Linked DNA regions of Mus musculus: region 1 is linked to region 2. A link is a loop called in an ENCODE intact Hi-C map of the cell type or tissue named here. Cell type or tissue: heart. All regions are shown on one strand. Each heading gives the region's core, and the rest is flanking DNA. Links, peaks and the distances in the headings are about the cores only.

The links. Hi-C counts contacts between places; a loop is a spot of excess contacts. Peaks named below come from ENCODE experiments on the same cell type or tissue, not always from the same donor. Only the 100,000 strongest peaks of a DNase experiment are listed, where the experiment ranks them.
Region 1: it touches region 2 in a loop (8-fold over the local background); 13 of 42 quality-filtered maps call a loop at or near these places.

What each region holds. Positions count from the first base shown.
Region 1 is chr3:83,217,295-83,227,089 of GRCm38, forward strand. All of the region lies in intron 1 of Dchs2 (dachsous cadherin related 2), which reads left to right. Among named protein-coding and RNA genes, the nearest start is that of Gm10710, 93 kb to the left of the region's middle. In heart, for the core only: a CTCF peak has its summit at 5,064 (motif pointing left); no DNase peak of the experiment used is centred there.
Region 2 is chr3:83,105,716-83,115,510 of GRCm38, forward strand. No RefSeq gene overlaps it. Among named protein-coding and RNA genes, the nearest start is that of Dchs2, 17 kb to the right of the region's middle. In heart, for the core only: a CTCF peak has its summit at 4,654 (motif pointing right); no DNase peak of the experiment used is centred there; H3K27me3 peaks cover 1,279 bases.

The sequences.
Region 1 (9,795 bases), core at 1,278-9,277, 110 kb after region 2:
GTACACTCTTAGCACATAAGCAGGAGACCACAGCCTGTGTGGTCATAGTGAATGGTGTGAGTGCTTTGAAATAAATACCTGGGAGCGTTACACATTCTTAAGAATTAAAACACAACCACAACAACAACAAAGCACCACCAGCAAAGCACCACTCTATTGTTAACAAGGAAAAGGTTTTGTATGACTCTTCTGGGATCAGTTAGACAAACATGTAGTCCCTATTTAGAGTTGCTACAAGACCTATGCCACTACTATGCTCCTCGAGGCTCTGAGGCTTTCTACGTGGAGCAAGTAAGAGGTGGTGTAAAAAAGGAAGAAACAAAATCAGCTTTCCACATCGGGGAACGGGGACCAGATATGAGGAACTTGGGAAAGTAGAGCCTAACGTAGATGTGACTCATCCAACTCTTATGTAGCCTCTATGTTTGGGAAGCCCCGTAGGAGAAGGATCTGCAAGCTTTCAACCCAAAGCAGTTGGATTCCTCAGGCTCAGAATTTGCATACGTTAAGTGCATGTCTTGGCAGTCCCAAGTTTCCATGGGTGTTTCCTTTTTATGTCTCATTACAAACTGCACCACACACATCAGGCCACTTCAGGACTATTGAGTGCTTTGGGAGTGAGATTGCCTTCACTATTTCCTTTAGCTTTTGGTATCCAATACATTCATAGGGAAAGGATTGCCTGTGCTTGTGACCTTTAGTCTCTTGGGAGAGATAAGTCCCCAGAGTTCATGGGGTGGGGAGGGGACACTGGAGTAGGGTATGATAATGCCCTTACCACCACAGTCACTATTATCCTAGCTCCAAGATTAGCAGAAACTCTAGTGTACTCAGTCGAGTGCAAACTGGGACATTAGCAATGTTGAGCAACAGACAGTGCTACAGCTCAGAAGAGATTCATTTTCCAAACGAAAATGTAATACATGACTCCTCTGAGAGTAAGCTGTGTAATAGGTTTGTCAGGACTCCAAAAGAGTTTCTAGGAGTAAGATGTAATGAGACGAAGGAATTTAGTCATTAACATCCATGTGTGGGATTGGTTCTCACCAGAAAAACATGACGGGGTATCATTTACACTTTAGCTATAATATAGTAACAGATATTGGGCTTGCCCCTCCACTCTAAACAATATAAAACCAAACAGACTATGTGAGACAACTGTTTCCAGGTGTTGGGCAGTAGGCAGAACGGGACTGGGGTCTTGAAAGAAAAGCAGCTTAGGAGAAGAACCATTGTCAGCTCCAGTCCTTTGACTCGGGGTAGTTTTCTGATTGTGGTGAGATGAGGTAAGACTCCAGCCAAAGGGTGGTCTTTTTGACAACTAGGCTTCAGTGTGGCTAAACTTTGGGAAAGGAGCATGACTGAAAGAGCCCCCTAGATTGGTGTTTGCTGTAGGCCTGAGGTCCAGAATTGCCACATACAAATGTGGGCAAGCTGTTGCTTTGTAGAGTACAGTTGACCAGGAAGACTTGGAGCTTGTCTTGTGTTTGAAGATGCTGAAGTTCCATCACTGAGACCAAGAGCCCTTGCTCAACAACTAGGACATTCTTTTAAGAGTATAAAAAGGCCATACCCTAAGACTAATCCTTCAAGTAAGAGTGATGGTCCTAGGACAAAATGTCAAGTCTACAAAGGAAAGCAATATAATTTAGGATATTTATACCACACATAATAACTAATGAACACTAAAATATCAACAGAAACATAAAGAAGCAGAAAAATATGATTAATTATCAAAACTTGAGCAGTAGGTACCCACCCAAATAACTACTGTTAGATTTATCAGATGAGGACCGTTAGGCAGCCATTTAACTGTGTCAGATGTTTTTAATGAAATAATGGCTCTAATGAGAACTGGCTTGTTGATGCTAGAAAACATTAGGTACTACAGAGAACATCTAAGTGGAAATCTAGAAGCGAAGAGGCTGATATCTGATATAAAGAGTCTAATCTGAATAAAGGAATGAGTGATTAATGGATCAACTAGACACACAAAGACAAGAAAAAGTGGGAAGACAGACAGACGGACAGACAGACAGACAAGGAAATAATCCCAGCAACATTCCTCTTGATACATAAGCACCTATAGGACCTCTTCTCATCCAACAATGAAGAGCACACAAAGGTGACAAGGACACATAGGATGTTCACTGTAGATCATAAAAATCTCAAACACTGAAATTATTAAAGACATGGACTATGTACTGTGACCACATAGATTTAAATTCAACCAGCAGCATTAGATAAAAGCCGAGCATTCCAGAGTGAGCTGACAATCTACAATAAATGATGTGTCAGGGAAGAAATAAAAAATTAATTGGAAAATATTTTTAATTTAGTGATAAAAAAGCACATTAACTTTGCGATATGCATTAAAATCAGTTAATAGACAAATATTATGTTATATATTTTAATAAGAAAAAAAGATACAAGGAAATAAATTGAAGGAAGGAATTGTAAAGAGAAAAGCTCATAATTGAGAAAATATAATTCGGGAAAATTAACACAGGGAAGGGTCTTTGAAAGGTAATACATTCAAGGAGAACCTTGGAAGAACAACCAAGAAAAGGAGAAAATGAATTATCAGTAGCAGTAATGAAAGAGGATGCAATTATGGAGTGAGGCACACTGAACATATACGATGCAAGATTACATATCAATAAGTTTGACAAGCTACATGAAATGGACGAATGGGTAACTATAGAACTGATGCAAAAGGAAAGAATAAATTTGGTAGCTCCAGTGTACTTTATATGGGCAACATTTATAATAATGACTCATCCCTTTATTCAAATTACCAGCTTTGGATGTAGTAATAAATTCTATCCTACATCCAAGAGAGAATTCACACCAATAGGTGTTAGTTATGGTTTAATATGGGAAAAAAAATCAGAGCTAACAGACTTGCTAGGCAAATATGACTACTTGGCTCTCAATTTTGTATGCTTCAGCCCATGGTGGATTTGGAACATTACTTTTGGACATGTGGCAAAGATGGTATGATGTGGGAGGGTGACACATCGCCTCAGCCAGGAAACAGAGTAAGAGAAGAAGCCAGGATCCCAATGTCCTCCTCAAGAGTGCGTTTCCAAGGATCTCACATCCTTCTATGAGCAACAAACTCCTAAAGTTCCAACCCCTCCCAGCAGTATGACAGTTCATCTTAAATGTCCAACATGCATGAGCCTTTGAAGAACCCTTATGCAAGCTATAACACAACCTCACAAGGTAAGGAAATGGAAGATAGAATGTTTCTCTACATAATGCTAACATGCAAAGGGCACCGAGACAGTGAAAATAAACTAAATCATAACTAGTGACCTTCATGAACAGATACAAGAGTCTGCATCACAATATTAAGAAATTAACCCAATGAAACAAAATTGAAACCAACTGGAGTCTTAATACAATGTATGTAACCTTTAAGGCTAATGGAGAGGGTGGGAGATGGCTTAGTGGATTCAGTGTTTGCTGCTGAATCTCACAACTGTGAGAACTGGAGTTCCAATCCTCTGAGTGGAAGTGAGGTTGAAAGGCATGAGTTCAAATAATGAGCCTCTTATTCTCTAGCATTCTATGTGGTTAGGAGAGCACAGACTAGAACCTGGGAGGGATGGGAGAGACCCTCACAGTAGCGATGTGTATAGAGGAGCAGGCAATATAAGATCAACACAGCCTTGGAGTGAAGAAAGGATTTTGTAGCTATAGAAATACAAAGCTTTGAGAAAGGAGGAAAGATACCTAAGAAGGATTTTGAAGGTGTTTTATTTTGAAGAAATAGAACCCTCGTTACTTCTTGTTGCCTTCAGGGTGGATTTGTGTTTCCTCTAAAATGCCATCATGAAGTGCTGTCATGTTTCATCTATGTGTGCGAATACTTGGAATGGTAAAGGCTTTGGGCAGGATTCACAAGCATTTTCAGCTCTCTTCTGTATATATTAAACTCACCCTACCATATCATGGGGAGTGGAGATCATGGGCAAGCCCCAGGGAGTACACTTCTGGTTTCTTGGTAACCTGGCCTTTGAAAGCAGTTCTGTAGCATCCTTATCAAACAGGTGGTTAGACGATGCTTTGGCTGAAAAAAAACACTGACTTCTCAGCTGGATCAAAAGATAACCAAAGCCAGGATGAAAGCAAGCCAGGCACTTCTGCCCTCATCTCGAATCTGTCTCCTTTCAGCCAGGTCACACGAATAAGCTAATGTCCTGAACCCTTAGCCACCATATATTGCAGGAAAAACAAAAGCCTATGTGACAGATGACTCCCTCCAATAAGGTCAATTTCTGCAAGGGTGAGGCTACATCTAGAGCACAGTGGTCCTGCCCTGTCCTGAATCTACTTTGTTCCTTCAAGCAATTAGAACTTCTTGGGCCCACCAGAGGAGCATTGAGCTCATGACCAAGGAGGTCCACACCTAAACCAGGCTGCTTGAATTGTAAATACTTCATGATTCCTAGAGAGAGCTCCTGCCAATGCCTTGCTAGGAGCCACAGAGGACAACCTTACTTGTGCCTCTTTCCCGTGAAGCCACAGCGAGTGACTCCCTTCCTCTGCTTTTCACTTTTCATGGTTACTCATCTTGTTAATTGGCAGATTGGGAACAAACAAGTGGAAGAGCTTGTCTTGCTGGTGGTGTGGAAGCCGGGGCTTTAGCCCTAAAAAATCATGGCTATCCTTACAGCTCTCAACCATAACGTCTGGTCTTGGAAGCCTTGTCACTTTGAAAGCAGATCTTCTGGGGTTTGTAAGTAAAACATACTAGTGTTTTCTCCACGGGTTGCCTGCGTAGGGAGGAACGCCCTATGGATTTATGTGTTCTTGCAATTCATTCACAGCAGCTTGGAATTCCCTTTCTGCTCCTTTGCTCCCAGAGGGACCCTTAGGTTTCTCGAGTTGAGTGGAAACAGCTTGAAGCTATGGAAACCTCAGCAGAACATTCAGAGCCCAGCTGGAATTGACTGTAGGCTGCTCAGCCACCGAGGACAGCCATTAGTTAGGATGGATTCAGCTTTGGGGTATGGATCTCTTTGTCACCAACTCCCTCTGCTGGCACCGTGTTTTCTCCTCATGACTAAACCCTGTTCCTCATCAAATATGATTTTTATCTCCATGCGGTCGTCTTAAAAATAGCAACTCCAAACCAAAACAAAATGTGTTTATTTACCAACATAAGGGCTCCATGAGAACTGATGGCTTGCAGGGCTCATTTTCCATTCCCCCCCTTCCTGCCTCTGCCCATCACAGTTCCAACTTTCCTGCTGCCACGATCTGTGGACCTCTAGATCTGCACCGCACCTCAACACCTCATTGTCGGGTTCAGCCATGGAACATCTCTCACACAATGTACAGTCTCTCTTTGTTAAATATAAAGTACTTAAAATATGTATCCATTTAAACTGTCACTAACTATTAACAGATTTGTGTGCTTATGAAGTTTTTTTTAATTTAAAAATTTTTTGGCAGATTCCAATGTCAGAATCTCACATGCCATGTGATTTAGAAGAATGGTTAAAATCTAAGGGGAGGGTGAGTAGGTCAAAGGCTGAATGGTACTCAACTGCTCTAGGAATGATACCGTAGTTAAAAGCAATCCAGAATGGAGCATGGAGGTTGTTCTCAGGCATGACAGTCTATTTACAGCCCTGTTTCTGCTTTCAGTCCTCCCAAAAGGCAGATACACCGAGGACTCATGTCCACACATTTGGTTCCTATTCCCTGCCCATTTAGCAGGAAGCAGATTCAAGTGGAAAATACAGTCTTGCCTATGAAGTTTGTGATGTAAAAGGAGAGCCTGTCTGTCCCTCTAAACCTTTTGCCAGGGTGTGATCTGGGATTGGCAGACCTCTGCTGAAGAGTCTTTGATTTTCAGAGAACATAATGAGTTCGGGTAGTCGTGGTGGGCTTAGATTTGAGTAGGAACAGGGAATTGTACTTCTTTACGCAGTAAGTTAGTGTGACATTATGGCATAGTGGTAGTGCTGGGGAAAGATTATTCTGTATGACAGTATGATAGGGGGTCATTCAGGGCTAGGGCTGGATCCTTCTGTTTGATGTTATGATGGGCTGATAACCAGGGTTGGGGAAGGATCCTTCTGGATCTCAGGGGAAGGAGGATGACTAAATACGCCGTTGTCATGGGGACAGCATTGTAAAATGAGAAGCCTGTAGCCATTATTTCCCACAAATGGTCTGCAAAGTTTTGAACTCACTCTGTGTTGTCATCACATTGTTTGGGACATGCCTCATTCTGTCTCCAACAGTGATTTATTGATCTGTGGAGGAACATTCTGGAACCACATAATCTGACAATAGAAGGATTAGGGTTCGATGGACAAAGTATGGTGGGAAGGACTGAGAATTAGTAATAATAACTGAGCATATCGCATACTTATGATAGACCAGGCATTGACTACTTCTGTACACTCTTTCCTTTCCATCTTTACAGGAAACCTGAGAAGGGGCAATCAGCTGCTGATAAGCCTCATTTGACACAATTCATAAATGACTGACTTCAGATTCAAACTCCTGTCTGAGACCCCTGTTCTTTTAGGGCATAGAACACTTTGTATGTGTTGATTGTTTATTCCAATAAAATTAAGATCCAATCAGATATCACTGATCATACTCTATGGTCTGAGGGGGACGTTCACCTTAGAGTCTTTAAAGAAATTAGACAATCCTGTTTCCGTTGAGGTTTTTTCCCTCAAAGAAAATTGAGGTGTTTCAGCTCCAGTAGCCACCCTCTCCTCTTCAGCTCAGCCCTGAGCTATTCATAAGCACTTCCTTTTCTATTCCCCCCTTCCTTTTTTTCATTTTTTCGAGACAGAATTTTTTCTTTATGTAGCCTTGGCTGTCCTGGAACTAGTTTTGTAAGACAGGCTGGCCTGGAACTCACAGAGATCCCCCTGCCTATGCCTCCCAAGTGCTGGGATAAAAGACGTGAGCCGCTGTCTGGCCTCCATTTTAAATTAATTTCTCTTCTCACTTGCTGCTTTTTTCCATACCGTTTTATTCTACTCAATGCACATATGAGCCAGCTTCCTGATGTGTCAAGTTTTTGTTATCCATTCCTAGGGGTTGCGGAGAACGACAGAAAAGAGAAAGCTTCCTCCTGTCCATGTCTGCCACCCCCTCATTTTGAGAAACCATTGCTTCGAGAGTCTGTGGTTTAGATTTGGTAACTGCAAAACATGGGTTTAGGGAGATGATATTTTAAAAACAAAACTACTAATACAAAGTGAAATCCAACTTTGGAAATGTTAACTGTAGAATGGGAAAAAAAATCCTATTGTTAGGCATGACCAGGCTTAGAGAGCAGAGGAGAGAGGCCTTGAAGGAGGAGCACTGTCTAAAAGAGGCCATCTTGAAACTGAAGGACCGTCATAAGCTGTGGGAGGAAAATAAGATCCGGTAGGATGCGTAAGAAGTATAAGCATTTTTATATTTTAATGATGCAATATTTTTTTAAACTAAGCCCATTTCCTAAATTGGGTCAGCTTTAGAAAACACAGATCATATCGGTGGAGTCTCTTCTTGGCTGTAGAATTTGTATCACAGACATCCACTAACTTTATTTCAGACTTTTGGCCCAATTTACAAAAGAAGTTGAGAACAGAACTAGAGGAAAAAATAACCAGTCATTAAGCCCTAGTCCAAATGGTATATGTGGATTAAGTAGGATTTGAGAAACATGGAAGAACTTTTGCCTAATAAATATTCACTCATATAACAGTTTATGTTCTCTCCCTGTGCCAACTTTTATGGACTTTCAAGTGTCCTACTTGACTGTACATTGTACTTCTTAGTGTGAGCCCCTCTCTAACCTTAGATCCTTCTTTGTCTCTTCCATTCCTCATGGATGTACAGAGCCATGGCTCTTACGCCCCTCACCATCCAGGCTGTTGCTTTCACTGAGTAGCAAGGGTTTGGACACATAAATAAATTAAATCCAAGAGGAACAGCATTGGGATAAGATGGGGGAGTGATGTGAAAATGTAGAGGGTGGGAAGAGCTTTCCAGCTGAGGTCCAGGGGAAGCTCAGAGGCAAGCTGCACTGGGTCTTCCTCCTCACAGATGTGGATTAGGGGTGGGAGTTACTCAGCCAGAAGTGGAGCAGGGAGGAAACACCACACTTGAGGCAAAGCCCGGAACAAGCACTAACAGTGGGCTTTGCATTCAGATGGGACCCTGGCATTTAAAGGACTGGGAGGAGACAGACTATAAAAGGTCTGGGGACACCTTTAGAACCTTGAGACCAGAGGAGTATAAGCAGTGGGCCTGCAAATGCCTTCTCCCTCCTGAGTTCACAGCCAGCTGGGGGGTGGCCAGCACGAATAGGAGTTACAGAGCCACCATGGTCATAGTAAAAACAAATCGGAGGCTACACTTCCAGAGTGGTGGCCCAGCGGGATCCTAATACCTCTGCCTGAGTGAGGAGGTCCGTGCAGGATTCTTTCACGGGAGCAGACACGGAGCACATGTCAGAGAGCAGGAATGCCTCTCTCTCTCCATTCTTCTCTCTTGTATCTTCCTCCCTGACCCAGCTCCTCCCTGCCTCTGTATCCCCTTTTCTTTCTTCTAACCCATCCCACTTACCCTTCCCTTGTTCCACATTTATTGTCTTTATATTTTATCACAGCCATTGACTTTGACACGTGGAGAAAAGCATAGCCAACGACAGGCATGGCATTCATATTTGAGAATGAACTCCATGATTTAAAGGGGAGGGAATCTGAAAAGGAAATCCCAGCTGGGCCTCAGATAACTTCTCCCCACACTAGGATTCTAGTGAACCACAAAAGGACAACTGTGTCCTCCACCCAACTTGTGAGCCTATAAAATGCTCACAGAAACTTTCCTCTTGAAAACATAGGGAAGCACATGAAAAGTGTCATCAACACACTCTGCACACAGGAAGCTTGGTCAGTCTGCGGTACTTCCTGCCTCTGAGCTCCTTCTGGTCTTCAGTGAGCAGCTCTCAGGACCACAAGTCCCTCATTCTCTAGTTTACTCTCCCACTTGCCCCATTTTCTGTCTTTCTTTGCTTAGAACATTTGTTTTCCAAGAAAACCACTCCCGTATTTCTGTGTAATCGTTAAGATAACTCCACTCGGCTGTCTTTGCCACCATGGTGGGTTGTGGGGCAGTCAGGTGAAATGAAGACAGGTGGGAGTCCTCTCTAAGAGTGTCTTAGATGGTATTCAGATGGCCCAGAGCCTTAAGTCAGGACAGTGCATGGAAGCTTTGTGTGTAGACGTACTGGAAGAATACACCTTTCTTGGGGTGTAAAGGATGCCAAAAAGAGCCAGATTCTCAAAGGAGTTACAACCCAGCAGGAGTTAAGAACATCCGTGTTTAAATGAATAATTACGAGCACATTGTGACAAGTATGTGTCATGCAATCTGAATAATGAAAAATGTCATTAATATTGTCCCCAGTACATGTAGCCTCATTTAAAACATAGACTTATCTATCTCCGTGAAGAGAGTGACTGCACCAGCTAGCGGCCCACACAGTGGTCTTTCTTCCTTCTCATTGCTACGGAGTCCCTACCTTTCAACTCTCGTTCAAATGGCAACATCCTCTGGGTACGTTCCTAATCCTTCCACCTGTGTCAGCTTTGCTCCACTCCACAGCTTCTGTCCTGCCATGTTCAGCCATGTTGGGGGCCCAAAGTTGAGGTCTCAGGGCCTCAAGAGATGAGGGCCTGAGACCTCAGATACTGTAAGACAGTGACACTTATTTAAGTGTTTCTTTCTAAGTTGTTTTGCCGGTTGTTTTATAGCAGCAAT
Region 2 (9,795 bases), core at 963-8,962:
GTGATTTTTTCAGAAGCATGAGGGTATAACTCTTAGATTTCCAGATACACATAAGAATGTCAGGCATGGTGCATGCTTGTAAACTTATCTCTGAGGAGGCACAGACAGGAGGATTCCTTATGTGGCTGCCCAGACAGGCTAGCCTGCTTAATTGGTGAGTGGTAAGTCAACGAGAGACCCTGTCACAAAAAATTGTAAATGGCATTCTTGAGGATGACTCCTTAGGTTGTCCTCAACTCTCCACACATCTGTTCACACATATCAGTACATACACGCAAACACAAACACATACACATACATGCACACACCGCACTTAAAAAGGCAGAGAGCAACATCAAAATGTATGCATAGGAGCTGAGCCTTAGCTCAGTGGTAGAGTGGTCCTTTAATAAGTACAGGGACCTGGGGTTGGTCTCCTGTACCTTCACACACATGCACACACATGCACACACGCACACAGTATACTCAAAGTAGTAGAAGGCATGTGAAGTAGAAGCAAACATAATTACTTGGAAAATTAACCCCAGATTTTAATAATGCTTACCTGGACAAATCAATAATTTGCACATCATAGTTTTGTAAAACTCTGTAAGATGGTAGTACTTGGCAAAGGGTAGCTCTTGGCAAAGGGTCTTAATCTGGGAAGGCGAAGGAGCATGCAGGAAGGATTCAGTGTGTGAGTGAGGTCCTTTGCTGCAGCTTTAGAGAAACAATGCCCCTCGAATGAGCACTGCCTGGGCTACTCAGGAGTATTCCTGTAGCCTTCCCCAAGCAAAAACCCTGGGTCTGTACAGACATACAGAAAAACTTGGGTGCCTCACTAAAGTGATGTGCAGGGCAAGGAAAAGGATGGCAGCCCTACCCAGTGCTATTACCACTGTGAAAAACAGACACTTGGAGTTGTCAAGTGCGTTTTACAGGCTAGCCGATTACAGCCATATACAGACTCTTCCCAGGCATCACCTCCCCATCTGCAGACAGGAAATGAAAAGTCTTCAGCCTGAACGTTAACTAGCTGCCGACAGCTTACCCATGGCGAACCAAGTCTGTCTTGTCTGCTTTTCTGCCTGGGATGGACATAAGAGGTAGCTGGTTATCAGCACAAATGAGAAACATGCGAATTATGGAAGGTGATGAATGACAGGTGACTCAGTCCCGATCCTGGCACCCTCCTTCCCAACTAAATTTAATGGCTGTCTGGGAAGATTAAAGACTTTCCGTATTTATGTTGAGCGTAATACTAGATACAATCTTGTGTGGTTTTTAAAGTGCCTTGTCATTTCTAATTACTTTGTGAGTCTACTGTCATGGGAATCTAAGGGTTGCTACTTTATCTTGGACTTGGTCTGGGATTTTCTTCAGGATGGCTAGTAGTCAGATGTACAAAGTCAGCATCTCAGAAGAGCATCCTGGGGTTCTGGTTGAGGACTCATCATGGCTTGTAGGATTCAAGAGGTCTCTTTGGCAAGCGGTCTTGTTCCTTAGAGATGACATCTGCACAGATCATATGTCCCTGACTCTGGGAGCAAGGACACATCTTCATGTCTTTGGTTTGCACTCTCCTGCTGGTTTGCTTATTTGGCCTTAACATCTACTAGGCAAAAACAACAACAACAAAAAAATGTGGTTTGTATAGAACTCAGTATTGCTGAGGACTCAGGACTGTGTCCCAGTTGGGATGTCTCATGAAGGACAGACAGTCCTCAGCTTCCCAGGCCTTCCAGGAATGAACTAAGATGCAAGCAAGGGGGATGTAGCTCAGTCAATGGATTCAGGTGGAATAGATGCATGCCAGACTTGAAGGGAAGGAGAGAGAGTGGAGCCTGCTTTCTTCTTGCCCTTTCCAGTCATTTGGACGCCATTGCCACTGCAGCAAAAGCAGCTACTTTTGTCCTGAAATGGAAAGAGAATCCAAGAGGTCTAGTAGACCGAGGGTTGATCTCAAATTTTGTTGTCAATTAATCGTTTCCATGATGAATCCACTTAGACTCATTTTCCAATATTGATTTATTTATGAAGCATGAACCAGTAATTAGTTATTGACTCTGTGAAGAAATTATTTGTAAAGCGAATACTCTATGATGTCACATGGTACACATGAGCTGCAGAATGACTGGTGGCTTTTCAGAGCAGCCTAGCCCATAGCTGCCCCTAAACATCTCCCGTGGTTGCTGTGCTCCTCAGAAGCAGTCGGCAATCCATCATGGGGAAGCGATGCTTAGAAGAGACCGGCTTTTAAACAGGCTTGTACACAAGGCCAAGTAATAGCTAAGAAGCAGAGTCAAATAAAAGACAGAAATGAGAGTTGCTCTTTAGTTCCAATGTAGCTCTAAAGGGGGAATTGATGAGTTTGGCATTTACTTCATGGTAATTCTATCTGGGGATGGGCCTCAGTCTGTCACCAGCATGCCACTAGACAAGTCACCTCTCTGTACTTACATGTCTTTTTCCAAATCTACCTGAAAAACACAGTTAGGCACTATACTGCAAGACTCTGGTAAAGGAAGGCTGCATGGGTGACATCACGCCACAGATCACATTCCCTAGTGACACTGGGAGTTGTGTCAGCTCCTGTGATTATATTTTGTGACATTGCTACCATGACAGAATTGACTACTGATTTCTCACAGATGTCCCTGATGTTGAGTGGTATGTATTTTCGATTGGTATTGTTTCTTGAATATTTAGAATCTTAAAGCTGGGTGACGGGGAGTACACCTCTAACTTCATTCCTCTCGAGGTAGAAGCAGCAAGGCTGTGAGTTCAAGGCTAGCTTCTCTCTCAAATGCTGGGCAGTGTGACAGTGAGCTATAGCCCTCAGTCACAGACATGAGCATATGGAGAAAGGACAGAGCCCTGTAGTGTACTGTCTTGCTTGCCATTTTGAGTATAAATATTCAATAAATTTCACAAGATACTAAGTACTTTATCATAAAATAGGCTTTTAGTTCAGTGATTTTTGCCCTGAGATACAACATTCTCAACCTATTTATGGAAGCTTAGGTTAAGATACATTCAATTGGTTGCATATTGATGCATTTCTGATTTATTATATTTCCAATGTTTCAATAAATTTGCTTTATTTTGTGTGAGCAAAAATCTTTATGCTGTCAGATGAAAAAAATTGTTTCTATATTAGAATCATTCTATAAGCTGATATCTGCAAAAAGAAAAGATCGTTATCCTCGAATGCATGGAAATAATGAGTGCAGAGGTTAAGATTAAATGCCTTTCTTCAAACTTAGTAGCAGAAGTCTGGCTGACCTTAATACTCCTGACAATTAATCTTGAACAGGATGCTGGGAGCACCCACCAGGGGCAGCTGCCCTCCTCTCCTCAGCCTGTTTCACCTTCTTAGCTTTTGGATGTGGTGTCCTTTGCACCGTTGTGGCTAGTTGAGGGGAACGCCCTTCATTCTATCTGTACACAGACTGTTTAAAGATGGCAACTTGGGTCAAGTCTTCAGAGTTCACTAGATCCACCAGGAAGACCTGGTTCATCTGCTCCATCCCTGAAATTATGGCCAAATATGTCCTTTGAGAAGGGGGAGGCCCCCTTAGGTATCACCCCACCCTGCCACATCAAGTGACTGCAGGACCAGGTGAATCCTGTCCCACTGAGGCCAGAACAGGATTCAGAGGTAGGCAAAAGATTCAGGGACAGCCACCTTCCAGTTCTTGGGGAGCCAGAATGAAGGCCAAGTTGTACATCTGTGGGGTGGGGAAGGGTGGTTGGTTTAGCCCATGCTCTTGCTTTGGTTGGTGGTTCAGATTCTGGGAGCCCTCAAGGGTTCAGGTTAGTTGACTCTGTTGGTCTTCCTGTGGAGAGCCTGTCCTCTTCAGGTCCCTCAATCCTTTCCCTAACTTTCCCACAAGCCTCCCCAAGCTCTATCTAAGGTTTGGCTGTTGGGTTTCTGCATCTGTTTCCATCGGCTGCTGGGTGGAGTCTCTCAAAGGACAGTTATGCTAGGCTCCTGTCTGCAAGCATAACAGAGTATTATTAATAGTGTCAGGGATTGGTTCTTGCCCATGGAATGGATCTCAATTTGGGAGAGCCATTGGTTGACCATTCCCCCTGTCTCTGCTCCATCTTTGTCCCGCACATCTAGTAAACAGACAGGGTCAAAGATTATGTGGGTGGGTTGCTGTCCTTATTCTTCCTCTGTGAGTCCTCCCTGGCCACTTCAGGCTCCACCCTCCCTCACCCCAACTGCAGGAGTCTCAGTTAGAGACTCCCTGTCCCGCCCCACCCCTCAGTCCCAGCTCTCTGGCACATCCTAGAGATTTCCCTCCCCCAGCTTACCGACAATTTCCTTTCTCTCTCCCCTGCCTTCCTACACCTAATCCCCCTGCCTTGTTCCCCTCCTCATCCCTTCTCTCATCCAGTTCCCTCCCTCCATCCACCTCTGATATCTATTTTATTTCCCCTTCTGAGAAAGATTCAAGCTTCCTCCCTTGGGCCCTCCTCGTTCCTTGGCTTCCTTGCGTCTGTGGATTGTAATGTCGTTATCCTGTCCTTTATGGTTAATATCCACTTATAAGTGAGTACATACATTGCTGTCCTTTGGGGTCTGGCTTACTCCATTTTTTCAGTGTCTGTAAGAGAAAAAAACGCAGAGGACAGCTTTGCTTGTTACTTTCTCTTATGGCCACAAGGTGGCAATGTTCTGAGCATCACTGTGTAAGTGACACAGAACTAGGCAGACTTTCTGCAGATCAGCCATAGTATATGTTATGTGCTACAGAGGAGCCTCAAATGTGTGAATTGGAACCAAACAGCAAACATGGGGAAACTGGCTGTTTGCCTTTTGTCAGTAATGTGGAGGTGGAGCTTGTGGCAAGGTTCAGTGACCTTTCCTTGTCCTGTTGTTCAAAGATGAAGCTGTTGAAGGTCTCGGGAGGAAGTAAGGGGGAAGTAAGGAAGTAAGGAGGAAGTGAGGAAGTGAGGAGGTTGGGAAATGAGCTGGGGTTATGTAGTGAAGAGCATGGCACGCCAGAGGAGATTTGATTTTGACGCTCAGTGGGGCTCTTAAGTAGGAAGGTGGTAGTGATGCGGATAACGGAATGGTACTTAGGAAGGATGAGGAAGTTAGTGCCTTAAAGTCTGACACTGTGGGGAGGGAGCATGTTCAAGCTCTCAGAGGCAGCCTGGCTATGATCTCAGGATGCGGATCTTTAGCACCAAGACTAAAGAAATGGTAGAGGAATGGAAGAGAGAGCTGCATTTCATTTAAAAGCAGTAAACATAGAGCTCACTGATTGTTCTGGAGTCAGGAGGGGGAGGGGAGGAGGAAGAGGAAGAAGTTGACTAGAAGTAGTCACATTATTTCAACTCAGTGGACTATATCAGACAAAGAACTGATGTTTTGGGGGAGAAAGTGATTTGGGGGCCTGGGGTGGGGTACCTGTTAGAATATTATCAGGGGGGAGAAACTGAGTGTATGATCTAAAATCAGACTTGATGATTAGAATAATCTAGATAGAGAGCTAAAGCTGTAAGTGGGAGAGTTCAGAGAGTGTCAGTAGTGGGGACCGTTCCTCCCCTCGGGTAACAGTGTCAGAGAAGCACTAGACGAGGGACTGGTCACTCTTGTCTAATACAGTGGAAAGCCAGATACAATAGAGACCAGACCAACACCCTACATGTACTGGGAACCCAGTGAAACTCTATGGGAGGAATGCAATGGGGGAGGGGCAAAGTGCTTGCTGAAGGGAGTGGCTTACTGGAGAGGAGACTCTTCCAACTCAAGCAAAGGTATTTATTTGTTGACTAAAGGATGTATTCAGTAGTGGTTCCAACTAGGTTAGAGGTGGAATTAATTCATATTAATCCACAAATCTATCAACCCTGTTGGGGCACTGGGGAGGAAGAAGTGAATAAAATAGCCGGGACCTGAAATGGAAAAGAATGGTGTTGTAGGAAGCAGCCGGGGACCACAGATGTAAAGATTGGTTGCTAAGAGATGGGCAAAGCAGGAGTTGCCCTAGTGAGATGGGATCTGAATGAAAATGAAGCATCTCCAGGAGTCAGTCCCCTCTCATCTCATCCTTTAGCTCACAAGCATTGTTGTTTAGCCTTCTACCTCCAGATTAGGCTGCGACTCCCTCAGGGAAGGAAGCCCTTCCTACCAGGTTACTCTACTGATTCCTAGCACATGTAGTTAAAGGATCTGTTTTGGTCTTTGTTTTTTTCTCTGAAATCTCAAAGGAAAAAATGCATTTGCGCTCTCTCTCCTCCCCTCTTCCCAGTGCTGGTCTGGTTGTGTAGGGAAATAGTTGGATCCCCACAGACCAGACAACTTGTTCATCTGCCCAAAAGAGGAGGTGTTGTTTATGTTTAACTGTTACATCTCTCTGCCAATTTCATAGCCCAAGGCCAACTATAAACCTTTCTAAAACTAACCAGAGTGTGGTCTCTAAGACCCCACGACTCAAAATCAAAGCCTTGGAATGTTTCAGAACCGCAGCCCAAATTAGTAGCCGAAGCTCATTCTGACAGCATATTCTTAATGGCCCTGCTGGTCATAATTTTGCTCAGCCTCATAAATCAATGTCCTGTTTCCCTCTAGGGTTACTAACTCTGAACCCGAATACTAATTTCCCCTTTAGAGCTCCGTATTTGGAATCCTGGCTGTGTTTCGGTTATGAAGACGACTTGATTGAACCAGCCCTCATCCTGGCTCTGCAGAGGTTAGGCAGGTGGGTGTTCCCTGGCCTCAGATCTGGCATTCTTCGCTTCTGTCTGTCTCCACACAAACATTTGATAACGTGGCACATTTTCTCAGTATTTCCCACATCCTACATCCTTACATCCCACACATACTTTTTCACATCAGTCTCTTCGTATCCAGAACGTATTCCCTTCATACAAAACAGACTCTTTCGACAGAATTAGATACGCTTAAAAACATAGTTACAAAGATAGTTTGTTATATAACCAAAGGGCTTCCAAACAGAGTGAACTAACTCTATGCACCATCTTGACAGCATGGGACCTTGATGAATGCAGGCATCTTAGCGCTAACAGAGGAGGGGTGGACTCGGTTTTTCCCCGGACAACTCCTCCCTCTCTCTGTCTCTCTCTCTCTCTCTCTCTCTCTCTCTCTCTCTCTCAAATCAAAATGTCAGGAGATACTCATTTATATTATAGTTTATAGAGTTGTTATATTTTAGTGGCAAGAGCAAAGTCATTTCGATTTATGGCAATTTAAAATAATTGCTCTTCTCAAAGTGGAAGGGAAATTAGCCAGCCCTGTGGATCAGCCTGCTTGGCAGTATGTCTCCCTGTGTCAGCTTGCTGCTCTCTGCACCACCTGCTTGAGTCCTCACTGGGGACAAAGACCAATGAGATCACTGCAGCAAGCTATAGATCTTGGCTGAGTTAAGGGGTCTGCTTTCGCTTGGTAATGAGGAGAGTGTCTCTGGAAGCTGGGCAGTTGGAAGCTGTCACTTCTCAGGGACAGATGAGTGATTACTATTGTTTTGCATCTCTGTAGGGTTAGCGCCTTTTATTGGTGACTCCTCAGCTCTGAGAGTTTCCTGTCCACCCTGTTTTATGGGCAACGCTCTGAGGAATGTGTTGTGCTGCAGAATTGCTGAAGGGAAGAAGCAACAGAGGTTTCCCCACCATTCGTAGCACACTGACTTTACCTGCCTTGAGCAAACTTAACAATGGGGATAGGAAGGTGCTTTTCTAGGTGGCTTTGGCTGAGGACTTAAAACTCTTTCTGACATTGACTCAGCCTGCTTTACCTCTGAGAATATTTGGTGACAACTCATAGATACCAATGCTAAGTATACAGCAACACCTTCATTAGTGCTGATTTTGACTAGAAAGACAAGTTTGGAGTTTAAAAGTAATAACAGAGGGGAAAGAAAAAATTCAGGACGCTCTTAGGAGAACTGTTTTTATTAGCCAAACTTGTAGCGGGGAAGGTTCCAAGTTTTTAGTCATTGCTGCATTTAAAAAAGAAAGAAAGAAAGGGGAGAAAATAATATTCCTCCCGAGGAACAACTATAAAATTACAGAATTGGAAAAGACTTTAAGGATATTCAGCTCCAAACTATCATTTCATGTGATAATTACAAGTTAGCAATGAATATGCAGCTCCTCCTAGAGTAGGAAGAAAATGCCAACTCTACAGTGAAGAAGCACATGTAGCATGCAAGCTCTCTGTTTTGAACACTTGGTGGGTTTGCTCCGCATTTTCAAAAGCACCAAGGGTCATGGTATTGTTGGAGTTGGAGCCCAAGGCTTGTCTGGCATGTCTGAAGTCATCAATGCCATGCCCAGCAACACACAGCACAACACAAAACCCAACCTGATGAAGAATAATAGCAAGAGTGAGGACCTATGTGTGTGCATGATTTGTGTGTGTTTGTGTGTGCATTTGTGGTGTGCATATATGTATGATATGTGTGTGTATGTATGCATGATATGTATGTGTGTTTACAGTGTGTGCGTGTACATATATATATACATATATATGATATATGTCTGTGTACGTTTATGGTTGAGTGTGTAAATGTATGATATTTATGTGTATCTGTGTGCATTTATGGTATGTGTGTATGATATGTGTGTGTGTGTGTGTGTGCCTTATAATATTTATCTTTTAGTGGACTGAAACTTATGAACCTCTTGCTGCATTTCCATTTGAATACAAGAATGGTTTCTCAGTGTGAGCATTAGCAAATTCCTTACCTCTTGGGCCCGGGTCCTCTCTTGAGGGGATCTCATAGCCCATTATGTAACTCTTAGATATATTCCCACAGTGAGGATTTATTCTCTCCACAATATAACCAGAACCCCCCTTTCCAGCTGTTGGGCCAAATACTTTGCTTTAAAACTCATCTTTGCTTTTTGCTTTTTACTTTCTTCTCTTCCAGGTAACTGGCAACCCACTCTCCACAGTGTCCAAATTCACATCTATGGTTTTAATCATCATGATTCTGTTTTATTTGCATAGGATTTCTTTTCCTCTTTAAACAGAATGCGGTTTTGTACTGATAATTTTTCTAGTAACATTTAAAAAAATATAAAACTTTGGATAATACATTTAAATCAAATAACTTCATCTTAATATTGTAAGAAACACATTCTCTAAAATGAATCTGCCTACATTTCCAGCTGGAATGTGTCCTTTGGGACACTGCTAGCTGGTTGCTAAACCAGTGCTGGGGTAAATTCCACTTCCTGTGCTGTGAAAACACACAGGTCTGTGAGAGGGCAGCACACTGGGGTACAATACTCAGTCCACACACCGTGGGGCAGGGACTAACAGACTGGGTGCTACTGCCATTCATTTCCCATGGCTGCTGTGGTGAATTATTGCACATTTAGTGGCTTCAAACAATACAATTTAACTGTCTGCCCTGTAGGTAAACCCAAGGAAAGCCTCAGTACAGGAAAGCCAAAGCCTTGGCAGGCCTCAGTCCTTGAGGAATTCTGTGGGAAATTCCAGTTCCCCATTTTGCCAGGCTGCAGAGGCTGCTGGATCCCTGTGCTCATGGCCCCTTCTTCTCAGCTTGTTTTTCTTCCCTCCTCTCCTTCTCTGATTTTGATTCTCTCCTTCTTCCACTTGTAAGAATTTCTGTGTGATATGGGGCCTAGATTGTCCCTGTGTCATTCCCTTAATTATACATCTCCTTTGCATAAAGTAATGAACGACTACCACATTCTAGGGACTAGGGAGGAGGGTGAGTTCTTCCTAAGAATCATGAGGACTGTGGGAGCAAGGGAAGAGCAATCCCCCCTTTCCCTGCTTTGACAATGGGGCTTTGCAGAAGGGCTGAG